Linked DNA regions of Homo sapiens: region 2 is linked to region 1. Evidence: chromatin loops called from intact Hi-C (ENCODE). Cell type or tissue: endothelial cell of umbilical vein. All regions are shown on one strand. Each heading gives the region's core, and the rest is flanking DNA. Links, peaks and the distances in the headings are about the cores only. Region 1 overlaps CNIH3 (cornichon family AMPA receptor auxiliary protein 3). Region 2 holds the start of LINC02813 (long intergenic non-protein coding RNA 2813).

Region 1 (10,891 bases), core at 1,598-9,597:
GCACAGACCGTGGTGTTTTCAAAAGCTCTCAGAGGATTCTGATGGCCTGCCAAGGTGGAGACTTCTACTAGAGACCTTGCAGACACCAAGATCCTAACTTCTCTTTCCCCTCTCTTCCCTTCCCTCTCATTTCTTCCCCACTCCTCGGGCCCTGTCCTTGCTGGTCGGGGGAGACTTCGCTGAGATAGTATCCTCTACCTTTACTGTCCTGGGCCTGCAGAAACACATTGGTTGTAAGGGCTAGCTTTTAATTTCCATGTCCGAACCTCATCATTGAATTGGAAACTCAGGAGGTGAGGTTAGGGCCTCAGCATTTTATAAATGCTGCCAAGATAGCTCCAGTATGCAGGCAGAGGCAAACCATTGCCCTGTTTTTTTCCAGAGCAGGAAACACTTCTGACCTCTCAAGGTCCATCTGTCCTGGCTGGTCAAAACCTTTTTTCTACCTGTTGGAGGGGCCAGATTTTGAGGAGCCAGTGACCTAGTGTCTGTGCATCCCACGTGGGCCTGCACTCATGAGGGCAGAGGGCTGGCCAAGGTAGACGTGACCACCGGACCAGCTGAGCCACGATGGGCAGCTTGAATGTGTTAATGAACATGAAGCCTGCTTAGCAGAGGGGCTCAAACTTTGCCGCACATTAGAATCACCTGGGGGAAATTTTAAAAATCCTGATGCCCAGAATTCATCCCAAACCAATTAAGTCATAATCTCTGGGGTGAGACTCAGCATCAGTATTTTACAAAGCTCCCCAAGTGACTCCACTGTGCAGCTAAGTTGGAAAAATCAGTGCCCTAGGGAGCATTTTGCAGTGTTAGTTATCATGGTTAGGGCGCTGAGTTTCATCAGCCTGGCTGTGCTGATGGGGAGCTACTGCTTTCCTATTAGCATTGCTGCCTTTACCTGCCTGGTTGCCTCTTTCAAGCCTCCCTACCCAGTTCTTGAGCTAAGAATAGAGTTTCCAAAGCAATTTGTTTCCTAAAAGATAGAAGTTCATCTTTTTTCATGAGGCAAAAATATTCCTAGTATTTTTATACATGTGAACATTTCCTGGTTCTGCAGGATTCTGTTGACTCTGTTAGCCCCATCACCCACTGCCAGCTCATTCAGCCCGCAGCAGGTATTTAGGCAGAACAAGATGAGCACCTGCATATTCTCCCTGCAGCACACCTGAGTCGCTGCTGCTCTGCAGGCCTCCCACCTCAGCCTACGACGTATTCCAACTCAAAGGGAGCAACGGTGCACCAATCATGCGATGAATGAGGCCAGAGTTTCATTGGATTGGATTCTGTAATACATCTCTCAGAGGTGCGCCTTTGGTGGAGTGAGAACATGAACTACTGTTCAGGAGGTAGGGGCATGGACCACACCAGTGCACACTGCAGGTAGTAAGGTGCAGGGTGGCAGGTGGAAGGACGGTGTGTGTCCTGCCTGGTGTGAGCAGGCTGCATCACCTACAGAGCAGGACCTCCATGAGTCTCAGGTCATCAAAGAGGAGTGGAGACACAGCCCCTTCTCTCCTAGAAGCAGAGGCACGGGAACAATGAGAAGGCTCTCTCCAGGGCAGTGTGGCCCTGCAGGGTCCTAACAGCTCTGAAAGCCAGCAGGGGCTCTCTGCAAAAGCTAAAGTCAGCAGCAGATGATATGATGCAGGATTATGCACATTCGAATCCCCTGGGGAGCTTTTAAAACCCAGGGATCCAGAGGCAGGGAGCCATCCCCTGAGTCTCATTTAACATTTTATTTTGAAAAATGTCAAATATAAGGGGATGTTGGAAGAGCAGCACAATGAACACCCACGTAGCCTTCACCAAGATCCGCCGCTTATTCAGTTTGCCACATTTGCCTTCTCAGCTCTTCCCCATCCCCCGTGTATGTACAGCACATACTTTTTTTTTGCTGGACCATTTAATTGTATACATCATGGATCTGCATCCCCAAATACATCCTCCGACATAACCACAATACCATTGTCACACCAAAGAACATGGCTATAATATTGTCACCTAGTCATAGTCACATTTCCCCTAGTTTCCCTATAGTATTCTTTATAGTTGTTGTTGTTGCTTTTTAAATTCAGGATCCAATCAAAAATCACACATTGCACCAGGCACAGTGGCTCATGCCTGTAATCCCAGCACTTTGGGAGACTGAGGTGGGTGGATCACCTGAGGTCAAGAGTTCAAGACCAGCCTGACCAATGTGATGAAACCCCGTCTCTAGTAAAAAATACAAAAATTAGCTGGGCATGGTGGCAGACTACAGTAGGCTGTAGTCCCAGCTACTCAGGAGGCCAAGACAGGAGAATTGCTTGAACCTGGGAGACGAAGGTTGCAGTGAGCCGAGATCACACCACTGCACTCCAGCCTGGACAAGAGCGAGACTCCCTCTCAAAAAAATAAAAATAAAAATAAATCAGACATTGCATCTAGTTGTTGTGTTTCCCATAGTTTCCTTTAATCTAGAACCATTCTCCACTTTTTTCATGACACTGACCTCTTCTGAAGAGTGCCGAATGCAGGTAGTTTTTAAAAGTTCCCCATGTATTTCTAATGAGCAGCAGGATTAGGAAGCACTGCAATCAAAGGCTGCATGCTTTGCTTTCCCCATATAAATATGTGGGCAAATGAACAGGAAGCCGGGCGCTGGCCTGGAGCCCCCTTCATTCTTGGGAAGAGCCGCATGTGCCTTCCATGCACAGCCCTGGCCCCTTTCCACAGTGGTGTTTAGTTTTAGTTATGCAGAGTCACAAGCCACTCTGATCAATACCTTTTCTGGTGGCTCAGCACCTTCACCTCTTCTTTTCCCCTCCCTCCTGGGATCCCCTGCTCCCATTCTGTGATTTTTGTGCTGGATGTTCAAGGTATTGAACCTGTGATAGGAATTGCTTGAGCAACCTCACAGAGGACCGTGAAGGGAGGGGACATGGTGGTGTCTGTTCTCTCTGTAGCAGCAGCAGTGAGGGGTTGTTGTGAATGTTCTGCAGAGAGGGATGTCTCTCCCAGGCTGCCATAGTACCCTGCTCCAGCCACACTGAATTAAGCACCATTCACTTGCCCTTCATCTTCCTTCTTCCTTCACTTTTTTTTCTCTTTCTCTTTTTCTTTTCTTTTCTCTCTTTCTTTTCTTTTTTTTCTTTTTTTTTTTTTTTGAGCTGAACCTACCCATTCTTTAAGACTCAGCTCACATCGTCACTTCGGGGAAGCCTTTTGCTTCCTTCCTCAGTTGGAGTCTGTGTGCTTCTGGGGGCTCCCCTAGCACCCCAGGCTGATGACTACTCTAGCACTTACTAGGCAGCACTGCATTTTTCTTTCCGCAGCTAGACCAGGAGCTGCCAGAGGACAGGGACTGAGTCTGTTATGAGTCCAACACCAGTGCCCGCACATTGTAGGTGTCCAGTAAATGTTTGGTGAATGAAAGCAAAAGAGGTGTGTTCAGTTCTGAGAATTCTACAGTCACAGTTCTCCAGGTTACAATAATAGAATATTAGGGCTAGGGTGGGGACAAAAGTGACTTCATCTTGGATGCTGATCTGCCGTGTTCACTTCTGATTAGCCTTAGTCCCAGGAATGGCTCTTGATTCCCACTTTACTTACTGTCTCCACAGTAAGAACATGTCAACCTTGATGTCATCAGACAAATTACAGGCAATGACGCACATAGCATCCTCGCCTGTTCCGGAGGGTCGCCTTTGATTGTCTTGCTAGAGCACATGTACCCTCTCCCTGTGGTCTATAAGCCTTGGGTCTGAGGAGTAACAGTGCGGAGATCTACCTGTCTTGTGGGTGCCCAAGACCACACTTTTGTCTGTACATTCCCTGAATCAATGACCCAGTACCAACAAACTGGATTTGTCTGCCCCCTTCTTTGGTGTCTCAGCTCCTTCAGCATTTGGGAGGTTTGCATGTATGTCTCTTTAATGGAAAAGCTAGAAAGGATCTTAGTGAATTCTGGCCTCGCTCTTTCATCGAAGGTAAACAAAAGTGCAGAGAGAGAGACCTGCCTCAATGCCACAAAGTGGTAGAGTTAGTCAGGACTAAGCCTGTCTCCTGTTTCCCTGAAACCAGGGTTTTTTCCCTATGATACCATTCACCTTTATTTCATTAGACTGTTTATTGATTTCATATGTCCCAATCCTATTGACTTTTCATTATTCACATGTGGATAATTTTTCATATTATTATGTACTTTAAAAATCCAACCTCTAATTGGCTGCCTCTCCTTTCCTTTCTTTCTTTTTTTTTTTTTTTTTTTTTTTGAGACAGAGTCTTGCTCTGTCACCCAGTCTGGAGTGCAGTGGCGTGATCTTTGCTCACTGCAACCTCTACCTCGTGAGTTCAAGCAATCCTCCCATCTCAGCCTCCTGAGTAGCTGGGACCACAGGTGTGTGCCACCACACCCGGCTAATTTTTGTATTTTTAGTAGACATGGGGTTTCACCATGTTGTCCAGGCTGATCTCGAACTCCTGACCTCAAGTGATCTGCCCACCTCAGCCTCCCAAAGTGCTGGGATTACAAATGTCAGCCACTGCTGCCTTTCCTTTCTGACCACAGGAAAGAAAAGTTCATTTTAATCAAAGTTTAAGCACAATGTAATCAGGAGAGCAAATCTATTGGATGAAAAGCAACAAGCCCAAAACACACTTCAACCACCCTCAACCTCAAATAACGAATTCTGTACTGCTTTGAAACAGCATGGAGAGACACCCCCCGCCCCACCCCGCCCCACCCTCAATTGGTGTGGATGATTGAGAGTTAACCACAAAGTTCACAGAAGCAGCTTTTCTTCTCTCTCTACTCCACTGTGGGCTTGGCCAATGAGCAATGTGGGTCCTGGGACGGTCCGAGAATATTGCTATTCAAGTGGTCCATGACTTGAATAGCATAGTGAACCAGCAGCTTTGGCATCACCTGGGAGCTTGTTATAAAGGCAGAATCTCATGCCCCACCCAGATCTGTGGGATCATAATCTGCATTTTAACAAGATCCTTGTATGCACATTATTTTGAGCAACATGGCCGAGAACCCCGGCTGTCAAGTTCAGACCTGGCAGGCTGTACCCGCTTTTCAGCACTTACTGGGCATCCACCTTGTGTGGCCTTTTTAGATGGCACCAAATAAATGAACATCCTGCCCTCATTGTTATCTTGTTGTTATTGACATACCTTTCCCACCTCATCAGTTTCATTCCTCTGGGTGTGTCCCTGGTGCTGCTGAGACCCTCTCTGTCCACTAGAATTCCCACCATCTCACTGTTGCAGGGTCCTCCTGCCATGCAACTATCCTCTGACTCACCCCATCCTGCTCCCTGTCTCTGGTCACGCTGCCTCCATGGGCAGCTCTGGTTTTCCCTACCTTCCTTAAGTTCCCCAGCAATCCTGCCATCCCTCAACCCCTTCTCTCTCAGCCATGGATGCTCTTGAGTAAGTGGAGGTTGTTGATGCTGAGTTCCCTATTTCCCCCTCCACTTCCTGTCCTCACCTCTCCAATCCTCCTCTCCCATCTCAGGGCCTCTCTCCTCTCAGGGCCCCATTTTAATGCTGCCTCATGATTCAGTCCCCCTCTGACTCACTCTGGAGCATATCCAGATCAGCTCCCTCTTTTGAGTACCTTCTCTCTCTCATTGTTATCCAGCTCCTTTTTTCCCCTGTCTTAAAACACATTTCGTCTTCCTTGTTCTAAAAAGTTGCATTGGCCTTAGTAACCCTTCATGCTACCAACCCACACATTTCTTTTTTCATATGTTGCCCAATTCTGGAAAGAGTCCCTTGCACTCCCCGCCTGCGCTTCCTGACTCCTACGCATCTCAGAATCCCTTGCAGTCCGGCAGATGTGCCTCTCCTTCTATTGAAACTGCTGATTGAAGGTCACCAATGACGTCCCAGTTGCCAAATCTAATAGACTGACTTGTTTGTCCTGTTCCCCTTTGACCTCTCTGTAGTATGACATGACTAGTCTCCTGCTCCTCTTTGGCTTCCTGGCATGAGACCATCTTAGTTTTCCTCCTGTCTTGTGCACACGCATGTCTCTCCTTTTTCTCTCCTCCTTTCTCACACCCCAAATACAGGTGTTCATGCGCCTTCTGCCCTTGTTTTCCTCTTGCTCTGTACTAAGAGTTGCTATTGGCAGCCTGTGGATCAGAGATGTCCTGCAAATTTGTTTTCATTTGACTCATTTAATATTTTAGGAACCTGAAAACCCCACACAAAAATCTGGGTTTCAAGCTGCTTTTGAAAAAAACAAAACAAAACAGAACACAGGACCTGGAAATAGTGGATTCGTATTCTTCAGGACAACAATCAGCTGGAGTGGGTAGCTGATTAACCCTTTAGATGGGGTGTCTGCCCTCAGATCACTTCCGTGACCACCACGCGCGTCTGTCTAGCACCACATGGTTTTGAGTGTGAGCCACTTGTGCTCCTGAGTAAGTGTGGGCTCTCCCCTAAGTGTGGGCCCTCCCCAGGGCTCATCTCCTCCAACGCTGAAGCATCTATCATCGTTCATCTTCTAGCGGCTCCAAATCTATGCATCTTCTCCTGCTCTCTCTCTCTCTCTTGAATTCCAGGAATGTGCTTCTAACCATCTTGGGCATCTTTACCTGGTTTTACTCATTGTACCTCAAACTCAGTCTTGGGGTTAGGAGTGCTTATGTATCACACTTACCCACCTCTCTGAGTTTTGAATCAATTGAGAACAGACATAAGAGTCTAGATGAGAGCCGAAGAACCATGTGGTATCCAGCCAGCTGCATGGAAGGGCATGGCAGGACTCCAGCACCTTCAAGTGTAGGAGAGAGAGAGTATTGAAGAGGGGTGGGCTGGCTTCAGGCTTGTGTTGCCAAGGAGGCAGTCTCTGGACCTGACCACATAAACCTACCACATGCTTGCAGGAGTAGAGAAAGAGGATGCCTGCAGTTTAAGGGCAGGCAAGTCCAGGAGCAAGAGAAGCCAGGCCACAGGCTTCCTCCCTAATACTTCCCCAAGATGTGGAAAAGTTGGTGGAAATTCCTATTTTATGGGTTGAAGCAGGAATACAGAAAGAGGAAGAGAAGGGTTCAGGGTTCTCTCTTCCTTCAACCTGCCATCTACTCATTACAGTAGTACCCCCTTATCCATGGGGCATATGTTCTGAGATCCCTGGTGGAGATTCCTGAAGTTGCAGATAGTACCAAGCTGCGGTATATCCTATGTTTTTCCTATCCATACATATCTATGATAAAGTTTTACTTATAAATTAGGCATAGTAAGAGATTAACTTTATTAATTATCTTTATTATTAATAACTAATAAAATAGAAAAATTATAACAACATACTGTGATAAAAGTTATATGAATACGGTCTCTCTCAAAGTGTCTTATTGTACTGTACTTACCTATTTTCAGATGTGGTTGATCACAGGTAATTTAAATAGTAGAAAGTGAGACTACCGATAAGGGGTATTGCTGAATTGCTTTACAGCATGTTCGTTCACCCATTTTAGTTAATTGAGACACTGTCTTCCATGTTACTTGGGATTTACACCACATCTCTTGTCTTTCTGTGGATTCTATTTCCCGAGTGCTTCGTGAATTACAGCCCTCCTCCTCCAGGCCACTGCTGAAAGAGCTCAGACTCTCATTTCTTTGCCTGGACTATTACAGAGGCTTCCTAGTTTGTTTGCTTTTTGTTTTTCTTGGTCTTCGTTCAAGTCCTTAGGCCTCCTCCTCCATTCACCCTTCACATTGTTGGAATGATCTAAGCAAACCTTGATCATATATAATTTCCATACCCAGAAATCTCTGGATCCCAGTTTTGGAGAATAAGTGACCACTAAAGGACTTGGCATGGCTCCTAAGGTACTCTGTGACTTCCCCTAACATATCTTTTAACCTTATTGCAATCTGCTTTTTTTCAAACACCCATTTTCTCAGCCAGCATTTATCAAGTATTTGCTATGTGCCAAGGAGGGTGCCAAGTGCTGGGAAGAGAGATGCATAAGTTACAGTTACTGCCCTGTGATTTGAGATCCTCATGCCATTACTGACACCACTTTATCACTTGGAATGTTCCTCTCTGTTGGCTAAAATGTTATCTTTACATTTCAGCTCAAGTGTCGTCTCTTCTATGAAGCCTTTTCTATTCCACTAAAGAAATGATCTCTGCCCTCTCTATTTTACTGGATTTTTAAAAGCATCTTCTTCCTGCATAATGATATCTTGTGTACATGTTTTATCTCGCTTACCTGGCTGTAGTCTTCCTGAGGGCCAAGGATATATCTTTTTCAACCTTGAGTTCCCCACACAGCCTGTGCAGTCCTAGTGCATTTGGGGCACTCCATAGATGAGTGTCTTTAAAATTGCATCTCCTCTGAAGCAGAAAATGAAACAAACCCAGAGAAAAATGTTTTAACGCACATATAAATTAAACGCGATCCGAGGTATTACTAAAGATACCTGTATGGAGATGAATATGTCATAATTAATTAATAACACATTTGTGAGCCATCTACTATCCTTTTTGAAACAAAATGGTATTTAACATATTTAAATAATGTTTCTTCATCTCTTCCTTTTCATTCCTACTGCAACCAACTTAAGTTTTTAATCTTTCTCTCTCTCTCTCTTTTTTTTTTTTGGAGACAGGGTTTTTGTTCTGTCGCCCAAGCTGGAGTGTAGTCATGTGATTGTAGCTTACTGCAGTCTTGAGCTACTGGGCTCAAGTGATCCTCCCACTTCAGCCTCCTGAGTAGCTAGGATTATAGGCATGAGCCACCGTGCCTAGCTCTAACCATTTTACTTTTAAGAACCAGAGGGTGGGCGCAGTGGCTCACATCTGTAATCTCAGCACTTTGGGAGGCTGAGGTGGGTGGATTGCTTGCATCTAGGAGTTTGAGACCAGCCTGGGCAACATGGCAAAACCCTGCCTCTACAAAAAATACAAAAATTAGCCAGGTATGGTGGTACCCGCCTGTAGTCCCACCTACTCAGGAGGCTGAGGTGGGAGGATTGCTTGAGCACAGGAGATCAAGGCTGCAGTGAGCCTTGATCATGCCACTGCACTCCAGCTTGGGTGACAGAGCCAGACCCTGTCTCAAAAAAAAAAAAAAAAAAAAAAAAGAACCAGGAAGTTTTGTTGGCTTCTCTAAAGCCTCTTGCCAACTTTTGCCAATCCATTTATCACAACTCCAATAATTATTTCTGCTAACACTGCTGTGCATGCCACTCTCATGCTTAGGGGCCTTTGATGGTTCCTCACTGCCTGCTGCATCAGGTCCCAACTCCTTAGCCTGACCTTCATGGCTGTCCCCAAAGGCCCTTTCCCCAGGCTATTGCCCTGGTTCTCACTAGCTTCAAGCCCGGGCCAGCCGGGAACCTCCCCTCCATTCAGGTGCCATATCTTCCCTGGATGATAAAGGCTTGTCTAAAGTCCACTCACTTTCACGACATTGTTAATGACCATTTCAGCTGGGAATAGGTTCTTCTCTCACCTTTAGCAGTTGTTCCCAAACCTGGTTGCATATGCACAGCATTTAAAATACAAATCCCTGGGCCCCACCCTCTGGAAATTCTGAAGTAGAACTTGGGAATTTGCATTTTTATTAATATCTACGAAGGGATTCTGATGTGCAATGGTTTTGGGAGCCAGTGACTCTTGGGACCCTACAAGCTGAAGGTCTTGTCCTGCTGTGTGTTGTGGGTATTTATGTATCTTTTTGATCTCTCCTTCTGGATTGTACTCTTCCTAAAAGCAGGATTGCATTTGGATCACCTGGCAGGATATCTGGCTCTCAGCAATAGGATAAATTACTCAACAAGTATTTATTCAATGAATGAATGAATGAATACATGCATGAGAGACTCCTTTGAAGAGGTGAGACTTGAAGGGTAGCAGGAACTTGTAATGTAGCCAGGAGTTGAAAGGAGGAAATTCAAGCAGAAAGAAGAGTGTCTAGTATCAATATTTTGTGCAAGATGCAGGTGATAATCAGACCCCTGGGGACTCACTTTGAAATCTCTTTGCTTCCAGGGTTTAAAATATTCCTCATCAATTATTTCCAGTTTGGGAAGACGCTCATCATTTTAAGAATTTCCAATATCTGCCTTATTATGTGGTTGTTTCATTCTGGCTCTCTGATGATCAACTGGGTGTTTTTAAAATAGAATGTTTCAGCTCTTCCAGGATCTAGTCCCTGAGGTTGCTCTGGCAACCACCTTAAAAACTCCAGAGAGCATTATCCTAAGTTGCCAAATGTCTCAGATTTTCTGGCTGCCACACCATTTTTCAGTAGTGCCCTGACAAAAAGGTTAACATTAAATAATCTCAATTAATTAGCTCAATCTCCTAAAATCCTTTCAAAAAAGCCAAGCATGCTTAACATCCTTGTTGTTGAATGTTCCTTTCTTGACTGTACTGTTATTGAGCTCTGGATCTTCAGCAGCTGGTCAACCAGGTATCAAACACACACTGCCCAGGAGACCCGTTGCAGTCCAATAGTTTATTGAAATCATAATCAATGCACCTGTAGCTTCCAGAAAGTGTCTTTGTTTTACTGAAAAGCCAACCAGAGAAAAAACATTTATCTGCTGAGATGTGTATGTGATTTTGATTATCATGGCGAAGTCTTTGCACAGTTCCAGGTATTGTTATTGACACCTCAGCTCTCACCTTGCTTTGATGATTCAGTGTGCACATGATGTGTGCAGGTTCAGGGGTTTATTTCTGTAAGTCCACATGTGCTGCTGGTACCAGAGGTCAGGGCTGCAGTCCTGTTTGAGTCACTAAAAGGCAATATGACTTCAGGAAAGTTACTCTGAGTTCTCTGAGCTTCACTTTCCTACCTGTAAAGTAGGGATTATAAAAGCACCTACTTCATAGGTTGTTGCAAGGAATACATATGATAATGTAATAAAACAC
Region 2 (10,891 bases), core at 886-8,885, 55 kb after region 1:
GGACGTGGTGACAAAGAGAGGCAAAGCTATGATTCTATTTAAAGGATCATTACTGTGATTTTGAACAATTTAAGATTACACTGGGGATGAGACTTTACTAGTTTAAATGCTATTTTTCATGCATATAATTGAAAGGAACCAAGCTTAGGCTGTCAGAGGAGATGAGAGAGTGATTTGGGACCTGAGTGCTCACTTCAGGAAACTCACAGCTACATCCTCCATGCTTCGACTTCAAGTTCCCAGACAGGATGCAGGAGAAGGAACTCGGCTGGTGCAGGCCTTTAGTTTGAAAAATTTTCAATGGTTTGAGCCAAACCAAGCACCCCAGATTACATGCCAGTGATAAAACTTAACTGGATTGTCTAAAACAGTCTAGTCTCTGGGAAAGCCTAAAGTTTTAAGACTCGGCATGACTATGTGTCAGATCCTACACAGGGGACAAGGATGTAAAGCCAAATAAGACATAGTCCCTGCTTCCAAAAACCATACAAGAACTTGTTTCCTCTGAGGGGAGCATGCACATAAACAAATGAAACAATGCAGCTGTGACTAAGATTTGTCCTGGCCCTAGGGGAGCAGATGGGAGGGCCTCCTAAACCAGCTCAGGGGTGAGAAGGCTTGGGATTAGGGAGAGTATTCTGGAGGAAGGGGGCCTGAGCTGAAATATGCACTTGGCCCATCTTGGAGCATCTGTAGCTACCCAGAGTTAAGAGTAGTGAAGAGCTTGGGCTCTGAAGTCAGCTGGAACTGAGGCTGAATCTTGGCTCTGCCAGTTATTAGCTATGTGACTTAGGTGAGCTACTTGTCCTCTCCAAGTCTCAGTTTTCTGATCTTATAGGAAGATGATAATACCAACTTTTTTGGAGGTATTGTGATGAATCAAATAATGTACGTGAAGCTCTTAGCTTCACAAGAAGTGCTCAATTGATGGCAATGTTATTGTTGTTATATGTTTGTCTAAGAGTCCCATTGTTATAGGACCAACAGGTTCATGTGCTCCCTGTGCAGTAATAGACCAATACACTGAGACAGCAATGTTTGCAGCAGAGAAAGAGTTTAATGATTGCAAGGCAGCCAAGAAAGGAGATGGGAGTAGACCATCACATTCATCTTCTGGAGGATTTTTGAGCTGAGGTTTACAAGATAATTGTGGAGGGCAAGGGGCTGGAAAACTGGGGTTGTGGATTGGTTGGGGTAAGGAGGATGAAATTATTAGGATGTGGAAACTGCATTCTTTGTGAAGTCAGTTTCTCATGGGGTCCTTCAGACCAGCTGATGTCAGTAGTGTCACATGGTGTGCAGGACCTAAAAGAATATCTCAAATAGAAAAATTAACATTTCATAATGTTCAAGTTGTTATCTATAGAGCAGTGATGGGGAACTCTAATCTAGGCTCCATGTGATTCTGAGGCAATAGGCATCAAACAGCTCTGAGGAAGTGGGCTAGAGAGCAGGCTGGCCTCATGATGAATGCTGAGTGTGCTGCAAGCTGGATTTATTTTCATTTCTCTCCCCCTCTTCTTCCATGATTAACTTTATAAAGTTTATAGGGATGGTTTCACCATGTGATGGCTGCTGGGCAGGAGCTCAGTCTCCTGTGTGGGCAGCCAGGGCTGTAATTTCAGAAGAGTCAGAGTCACCAGATCCCTCTGGAGCCCCTAAGCCCCTCCTTTATCCTCTCTTGATGTTAGAATGCTATTGACACAAGACAAAGCCTTCCATTTTGTAATCCCATGAGCATTAACCAGGAAGCCATCCAGGAGAACACAATTTCAGAGGATAAATCTGCTCCAGGCTTTTTTTTTCCTCAAAGCAGTTTCTGCAGAAACGGTGTTACTACCACGTGGGTCATGGTGGAAGGTGGAAAGACAGGAAAAGAATGAGGAGAAAGAAAGTTGGGGACACAGAATCAAAATTCCCCTGGATTTGTCCAGGTATATGCTTGGTGGTAGTGTGCTTGGGAGGAAAACAGACGTGGGAGCTGGCAGGGTCACTCCCTGGATGGCTTGGTGGACTTGTGCTCCTGGCTGCCAGTCAGGTCACATCCTAGGGTCCTGCAGCCTGAGCAAGTGGCCAGCTCAGTGGGGGCTGGGAGTCTGGGCTCCTTGGGATGCTCCCTTGCTTATCTTGCTCCCCTTGGCCAGGCCCATTTCCTCATTTTTCCAAAGCTGGAGTCCAGGGATATGGGGACAGACCGGTCAGACAGTGGCTCCTTCAGCCAAAGATTCTGTTGCCAACAGAAGCCTGAAGGATATGATACCAAAGGGCTGGGCAGGGGTGTGGGTTTTTCCTGATGGCAGCCTTGGGCATCGATTTATCTAATTTCTTTGACATTTTCTTCCAGTATTTCCCCCTCTTGGGGTAAAAGATTTCCCTGAATCACTGGTATTGCTTTCCTGCAATGGACTCTAGGGTATTGGCCAGTGACTCGCAAATTGCAACTGAACCAAGAAGACCTCATTTCTGGGGTGGCACTGTCCCAGTGAAGATCCTGGTCCTGCCCATGTCACTATCTCTGTCAATTCCCAGTCCTGACCTTCTGGTCTTTCATTCTCATACAGCCTTAAGTTGTGCCGTAACACCTCTCTCCACTTGGAGTTGATTGCTTTTCTGTCCTTTGAGGCCAAGTGGAGTTATATAAATCACCCATTGCAGGTGAGCAGGAACAATATTTTACTGGAAGGGCTGACCTGTATCCAAATAGCCATGTCTAAGATGCAAAAGTGGTGGATAAAAATAAGCCATGCTCATTAGATGGCTCCCTGCCCTATATAGCTGCTCAAAAACCTACGTCTTGTTCTGTCCAAGTGTAAATAGTCTCCCTATTTAGAAATGGCACAGTGGGAGGTAAATGAATTGGCTAGGAGCAACCAGTCATAACGCATCACGTTGAGAAGCTTAAAAACTCTTTATGTGAAAAATACTAATGCTGTGAGTTGCTAAAAGCCAGGCTGTGTGCTAGGAGCTTTACATACATTATCTTATTTAATCCTCCCACCAACTCTGCAAGGTTCTTCTTATTCTATTTTACAGATGAGGAAAGTAGGCTCAGCGAAGTTAGGTTAAGCTTGCTCAGGGTCATGCAGATAGTGATAGTGAAATTGGCAATCAAATATTGGTCACTCTTGTTGGGACAAAGCCCAGTGTTCTTCTCACTGGACCTCACTGCTAGGGATTGGCCAGGATGGTGAGGTTATCAGGTGCATTTAGAGACCTGGTCTCTTATTATTGTCAAATGACTCTTGGTCTGATCCTTGGCTGAAAGGTGTTCTGCAGTGAGGCTGCTTCTATGGAGAATAAAGCTTGAAATTAAATTCCCTCTTGCCATGGTCATGTCCATCCCTGGCTTCCCTGGATCTCAGCCCGTTGGCAGGGCTCCTGTACCCTAAATGATGGCCCAGGTGGTAATGACACTATTGTACCCTGCCTGCCTCTATGCACTGATCTTTCCTGGATTTCCTAATGAGAATGGCCATTGGGATTTTGAAGCAGTCCGATAAATAGTGCCCGTATTCCCTGTCCATATTCTGAATCAGAAATAAGGCAGAGAGTAAGGAAGCTGTAGGCCAAATCTCATCTTAGTATAAATAAGTGCTAGATTGGAGAATGTAGTTTACTGCAGGAGCAAAATGAATTTCTGTTGCAGGGGAGTAGGAAACAAAATCCAAGATGAAGGTTGGCTTGCAGAGGTTTATTAGGAGTCCTTTTGGGATCTATACCAATAGGAGGGGAAGGAATGGAAGCAGGATTGGCAGAGGGAAAAGTCAAGCAGTGCTGCAGTCTTATCAAAGATCTCAACCGATTCTGTGGAGCATGTTGGGTCTTTATACTTTTTTTGTTGTTGTTTTAATCTAGTCTTCATTTTTACTGAAGTTACCATGATGAAAAACTCTCAATTGTTATCCTAGGGTTACTACAAACAACAGATCCTGGCTATGACCACTGCACCAATTGCCAGCTACTATGAGGCAATGACTTACAATCCTTCTGGCTTTAAAAAAATTATTAACTAAAAAAAATGCTAATACTGCTATATGTGAATATTTTAGTTTGAAATAGTATCTGTTCATATTTTACTTTGGAAGATGACTCTCTGACACCCTCCTAAATTAGTTATACCGTCTTCTTTATTTGCAGCACTCACAGTTGTATTTATTACTTTTTTCATTCACAAATAAAAATTTTATACATTTCTTGTGTACAACATGATATTTTGAAATATGTATACATTGTGGAGGGGCTAAATCGAGCTATTTAACATATGCATTACCTCACGTACTTACCATTTTTTGTGGTAAGAACACTTAAAATCTACTCTCTTAGCGATTTTCAAGACTCCAATAGATTGTTATTAATGAAAGTCACCATGTTGTACAATTGTTCTCTTGAATCTTTATACTTCTATATGGGCTGGTCATTGGGTTCAGGCTGCTTCTGAAAAGGAGGTGTGACCTGGGGAGGCAGCAATCTTTGGTCAAAGGCAATTCCCAGAGAGGGCTATTCGCTGAGGGCTGTCAGCCAGCAGCACTCACCATGGAGGGAGAGAAGACCTTCAGTCCCCAAGATGGATCTTGGAGGCTCATGACAGCATTCACTGCATGGACCTATATTTCATACATTTCCGGAAGCAGCATCTCCAGCATTCCCACAGCCTTGTTCCCTGGCAGGGTAAAATAAAGATTAGTGGGACAAACTACAGCTTCCATCACAACTGATACTCATTGTCTCTCTCATCCTCAGGAAACACCTCTGCTGGTTGAGTCACACTTCTTGCCGGTTGGTGTGACCTAGACCCTCATCTCTAATGACTCCAGTCCCTGGACATTATGCCTTCCTCAGGCTCTGGTTGATGAACTTGCCCATTGATCATCAAAACTGGTCAGAGGAAGTGCCAGGAGGTGCACAGTGGATCATCTGGGTGCCAGATTTCTTTGTCCCTACTGGGCACAGCAGCTGTCTTTCCTCCTGCTGGTCAGGGCCAATTTCCTCTGCCAAGATGGTGACTCCGCTTCTTGTGAGGTTCCTTGGCACAGGCCCCAAGTGTCCTGGCAGCATGTGCTACATCCTTTGGTAGGAAGGTTCCCCCTCTGGAACCTGGACCTCTAAACCTGAAAAGCCCAGAATAGAAGGGATAGGAAGCACAAAGTCCCCAGTGGGTTACAAGCAGTGACAGTAAATGGGGCCATGCCACTATAGTTTCCTACTACTGAATCCTGGAATTAGGTTTGGTAACTCACGCAATCATAGCCCAGCTGGGCCTGGGAAGAGTGAAGCAGGGTGGATCAGAGTTACATCAGCTTCCTCCTCCTCCCTTACCCCTGACTTCGTTCTCATACAAGGATAGAGTTCGCTCCTGGAAGAACAATGGAGGATGTGTACTATTTGGGGACAGTTCCTTTTTTTTTTTTTTTTGAGACGGAATTTTGCTCTTGTTGCCCAGGCTGGAGTGCAATGGCACAATCTCAGCTCACTGCAGCCTCCACCTCCTGGGTTCAAGCGATTCTCCTGCCTCAGCCTCCTCAGTAGCTGGGATTACAGGCATGTGCCACCATGCTCAGCTAATTTTGTATTTTTAGTAGAGACGGGGTTTCTCCACGTTGGTCAAGCTGGTCTCGATCTCCCGACCTCAGGTAATCCTCCTGCCTTGGCCTCTCAAAGTGCTGGGATTACAGGCATGAGCCACTGTGCCATCTGACAGCTTTATTCTTAAGAGGAAAAGGGAGCAACTGAGCCAAGCATTTCCAATTTGCTCTTCCCAAGTTAATCGATGAGGTATCACACGACTTTCCCTGTGGCAGAGTGAGTGCAGTGGTAGAGAGATGCTGACAGTGTTGTGCTAATGGGGCTCCCTCCACTTGGAAGGAAACAGCAAGAATTGTGAAGAATTTTCTTTCTTCAAAAGCTCCAAAGTGTTGTTTATTGAGCACTTACTCTTTGCCAAGCTTCCTGCTCAGTGTTTTTCTTATCTTCACAACAGTCCTTTGAGGTGGGGGCTATTTTTGCCTCCAGTTTATTGATGATTAAGTAAAGTACAGGGAAGTAAATAAATTGGCTGAGAGTCTAACCCAGTCAAGCCCCCAGTCAGGCCCCCAGGCCTGGATCAACAATGGTTGACCCAGGCTCCGAACCACTAATTTAGTAGCTCTTTTGCCGGTTTGCTTAGGAATCATCTGGGGTAGTTTGTGATAACTCAGATCCTGGACCCACCTTCAAAGATTCTGATGGGCTTGAGGCAAGGCCCAGAAATCTGAATTTTTTAAAAAAATTCAATTTAATTTAATGTTAAGTTCTGGAATACATGTGCAGGACGTGCAGGTTTGTTACATAGGTAAACATGTGCCATGGTAGTTTGTTGCACCTATCAACCCCATCACCTAGGTATTAAGCCCTGCATGAATTAGTTATTTATCTTGATGCTCTCCCTTTCCCTGCACCCCCCATGACAGGCCCCAGTGTGTGTTGTTTCCCTCCCTGTGTCCATGTGTTCTCATTGTTCAGCTCCCACTTATAAGTGAGATCATGCAGTGTTTGGTTTTCTGTTCCTGCGTTAGTTTGCTGAGGATAATGGCTTCCAGCTTCATTCATGTCCCTGCAAAGGACATGATCTTGTTCCTTTTTATGGATGCATAGTATTCCATGGTGTATATGTACCACATTTTCATTATCCAGTCTATCATTGGTGGGCATTTGGGTTGATTCCATGTCTTTGCTATCATGAACAGTGCTGCAATGAACATATGAATGCATGCATCTTTATAATAGAATGATTTATATTCCTTTGGGTATATACCCAGTAATGGGATTGCTGGGTCAAATGGTATTTCTGGTTCTAGGTCTTTGAGGAATCACCACACTGCCTTCCACAACGGTTGGCCTAATTTACATTCCCACCAACAGTGTAAAAGCGTTCCTATTTCTCCAGGAATCTGAATTTTTAACAGGTTCCTCTTTATCCCTCTGCCAGGAGAATATGATTTAAGTGACATGACTTCCATCCTTTGAGAAATACTTCATGATACTATACTTTCTTCTCATGTGTAAGCCCAGGGCATGAAAATGAATAATTGCTACCCAATAATTGGGCATCTTTTCTGTTTCCACTGCTGGAAGGAGGGGCAGATGGGTTGGAGGAGCACAGTGTGAGGATAGGCAGGCTCAACTTGCTTATGGAGCACAGATCACCAAAGATAATGCAGCACACCGTTGGCAGAGGGCTAAACCATGTGGCTCAGACTGGAAACACACTGAGAATTTAGAAAATGGAGCCACCACTTTAGTGGGACCTGAGTGGTCAGCGAAGGAGTTAGTAGGCGAGCTGGGCTGGTGAAGGGGATACAGCAAGTGGGAGAAGGACAAGGAGGAGCTACTTGGAGAATATGTCTAAGGGAAGAAGGTTAGACGTGGGGAGCTGGAAGAACAGATGTGATATGGGAAGAAGAAGAAGCAGAGACACATGAGATCATGCTGGCAGTAAGCAGGTGCACAGTAGCACGGGGGTGTCAGCCTCCTCATTGTGGAAAGCATGAGCCTTAGCCCCAGAAGAGCAAGAAACATCCACAGACAGCCTGAGAAACCATGAAGACCAAAGAAGGGACAATGGAGCAGCAGCATCCAGTGGATGTTCAACAAGCATGTATTGCGCGTCAGGCATCGAGCCAGTACTTACGATGCAGAGAGGACTAAGACTCTGTTCCCACTCTCCATAAGACACTACCAAAGTGTAGAGTTAGGGAAGACAGCTTCAATGTGTTCATTTCTTTCATATATTTAACTAAGCTTTTTTTTAAGTTTTATTTTCTAAGCACATAAGGCAGACTTTGTTAGCTTTGAGGGGAATCTGTGCTGGGTAGGGAGGTGGTAAGAAAAGGATGAAAAGAGAAACAGTCTTTTCTCCAAGCAAGTTAATGCTTGAATAGGGGGAATAAGACATAGTAGGATGTAGACACTAAGACTGGATTCTAATCTTCTGGGATTCCAAGTTCTTCTGCATGAGCTTAATGACAATGAGATTGCTTGTGACTTCACTCCTCGCCTTGACCACACAGATGGAAGGTTTTGGCTGTGTTAGGTCAATGCATGGGGAAAGGTGTCAGCTTCCCCACCGTGCAGTCAGTGTTGTGCAAAAGCAGAGGCAGGATCTGAGGGCAAGACAAACTGGGGGCTCCTGCTTGATTGTCTCACCTGCCCCTCTTTGGCAGCGGGTTGTGTCCCTGGCCTTTTAGACCTAAGCAGAGAGGGAATTTCAAGTCAGGTGGCGCCTGTACAGTCTATGGAATAGGTAGTTAATGAGGTCTGGAGTTGATGTTGCCTTCCTCTCCTTCTCTGATCACTTTCATGTCACTCACCCATCCCAGATGCCATGGTGTTCTCAATGCCCCAGTTCTGGGGTTTCCTGCCCCACTCCACCTTTCCTTTCCTGATCCTCAAGAAAACTGACTTCTTTTCCTAAGCCCCCCGTCTCCACTTTGTGAGGGGCATTCTGAGCATGGAGGCTAATCAATATGTTCTCAGTATCCAATGGAAGCCTAACGTGCCACCTCTTCCAAGGGCAGTGCATTTTAACTCAGACCCAACGCCCCAACCAAATGAAAGATCTCTAATCTGGAATTTTCAACAATGGGGCTGGTGGGTCAGGGTGCACCAGATCTCAGGAGGTTTATCCAGAAGACTTTCAAGTGCCCCAAGAGGCTGAGTGGTCCGCCAAGTGCCTGCATGTGTGCAGTCAGGAAGCTTGAGTCTGGGTTCTGCCTGGGGCAAGTCACTACAACTCCCAGAGCCTCATTTCTGCTATTCGTAAAATGGAGAAGACACCTCCTATGATATCAAGTCACTGACTTGTTCCCAGGTAAAAATGAGATGGAAAGCTGTTTTGTGAACCAAAATGCATGCTTTTGTTACAGTGCGGGGATGCTGGCTGGCAACGGCTGTGAAGTGCAAGGCTGGGGGAGGCAAGAGGGTGCTGGTGGGAGGAGAGCTGCAGAAGCAGAGTAATCTGCAGAGCTAAAGCAGGCTGTGCAAGGAAGGGGCAGGTGGCCTTTCCAGAAATCTGTACAAGGCTGTCTAATTGCACACAGAATGGGATTTAATGCAACCTGCATGACAGTTCCCTGCCTCCAGCCCCTCCTTCCATCACCCCTGCAGCTGATGGAGAAGTTGAGTTTAGGAATTAAAAGGGTGATTTTGCAGGAGCAGAAGTTATTTCTGCTACCATGTCTCTTATCATTAAAAAAAGAATAGAGAAACTTCCAGAAACGTTATTTTGAGGAGAGGGGCTTGGTTCACCTGCTGACAATGAGGCAGTGAGAAGAAGACACTAGAGAAGGCAGCTCTACATGCACTGTAGGCCTGAAGGACCCCACAAGACTGCCCGCTTGGGCTGACCTTAGCAAAGACTGGACCAGCTTGGTAATTATTCAGAGACTATTAAGTGCATGTTGCCTGTGGATTAATTAGCTTAGAAGAATGAAGGAATTAAGTGGCATCTTAACATGATGGGAGGCTTTACGGTATTATGAACCACAATTAATCTAGCCTCTCTGGTAAATTTGTAAGCACACTTAGCAAATAATTGCATCCAATTATAATTGCAATTATGGCTGGAGGTAGCTGCAAGTGGTCTTAATACAAGCAAGTCCCAGTCTCAAGGATGTGTAATTCACATCAAATAGGGCATTTCAGACCCAGTGGGGCTGGGGGAAGGAGGAGGGGAAGAGCAGGAGGAATTGAACAAGGATGCAAGAGAGAAAAATGAAGAAACAGAGAGGGCATAACAATGTCCTTTCCTCTGCTGATTGAAATTCACTACAGAAGCAAAGAAACTGTGAAAACAGATGGAAATGCAGAGTAGACAATAAAGATTTAATCCCCAAATGAAATTAGTGAGTGGATCTTCCATCACAATGAACACAATGAACCTGTATTGACCTCTGAATTAATTTTCATCTCAGTTGAAGAAGCACTTGTTCTTTACCAGCTATCCAGAGACGACACACACAGTTGCCTTCATTTGGGTTGTGTTGATCCCAGGTTTCTGGAAAGCTTGTCCTTAGTCACTTCAAAGGATTATAGTTTCTACTTTTTGACACTCGAAGAATAATCCGTTCAGCAGGGCGAAGAGAAAACCTTGCTGACTACAATCAGACAATGTTGTTAAAAGTCCTTCCAATAAGCTGTCTCATTTAAAGCTACATGAAACCTGAAGAAAAGGGCTGATAAATTTGGAACATACGGTCTTTCCACTGTGTCCAGCATGGGTAACAATGATGCCCTAGTAATACCTTAAATTATAAAGGGATTTCTCCTTAGGAAGATGTTTAGAGCTAGTGGTTTCCACCATTAGAATCACCCAGAGAGCAAAAAAAAAAAAAAAAAAAAAAAAAGCCAAATGCCCCCACAGCTCCACTCCTCAAAGATTTTGATTTGATTGATGTAGGGTAGGTTGCGAGCATGGGTATCTGTTAATCTGCCCAGATGGTTTTTTATACAGCTGAAGTAGGGAAATGCTGACTTATAGAGTTTACATGACTGCAGTTCCTTATTGCAGAGGCTGGGCTCACCCTTAGACGTTGATATTTAGTAGGTTTAGGGCGGGCCTGAGGATCTGCATTTCTAACAAGTTCCAGGGTTGTGGTGATGCTGTTGGACCTAAGGAACTCTCTTTGAGAACCACTGTCCTATAGTATTGTATATGGACCCTGGCCCTTCAGCTTTCTGATGGTTAAACGTGGCCATGCCCAGTGGCCTGCAAAGGTGAACTATGGCTACGGTTCCAGCACCACTTTGGATCCTCCCTGAGTTGCTCCAAATTGACTTCTTTTCTCCTCTGGGTTCTACCTGGCTCCTGACCCATGGCATCCTTTCCCGCTGACCAGCAGCGTTTGGCTTTTGGCTT

What was found. A loop is a pair of places that touch in the nucleus more often than their neighbours do. Peaks named below come from ENCODE experiments on the same cell type or tissue, not always from the same donor. Only the 100,000 strongest peaks of a DNase experiment are listed, where the experiment ranks them.
Region 2: it touches region 1 in a loop (2.5-fold over the local background); 3 of 110 quality-filtered maps call a loop at or near these places.

Annotation. Positions count from the first base shown.
Region 1 is chr1:224,702,726-224,713,616 of GRCh38, forward strand. All of the region lies in intron 3 of CNIH3 (cornichon family AMPA receptor auxiliary protein 3), which reads left to right. Among named protein-coding and RNA genes, the nearest start is that of CNIH3-AS1, 22 kb to the right of the region's middle. In endothelial cell of umbilical vein, for the core only: no CTCF peak of the experiment used is centred there; no DNase peak of the experiment used is centred there.
Region 2 is chr1:224,758,309-224,769,199 of GRCh38, forward strand. It overlaps LINC02813 (long intergenic non-protein coding RNA 2813), which reads left to right and starts at 6,882. Exons shown (of 3, transcript XR_001738495.2): 1 at 6,882-8,845. LOC124904523 (a long non-coding RNA gene) reads right to left here and starts at 4,660. Exons shown (of 2, transcript XR_007066898.1): 1 at 4,533-4,660; 2 at 1,038-4,452. In endothelial cell of umbilical vein, for the core only: no CTCF peak of the experiment used is centred there; no DNase peak of the experiment used is centred there.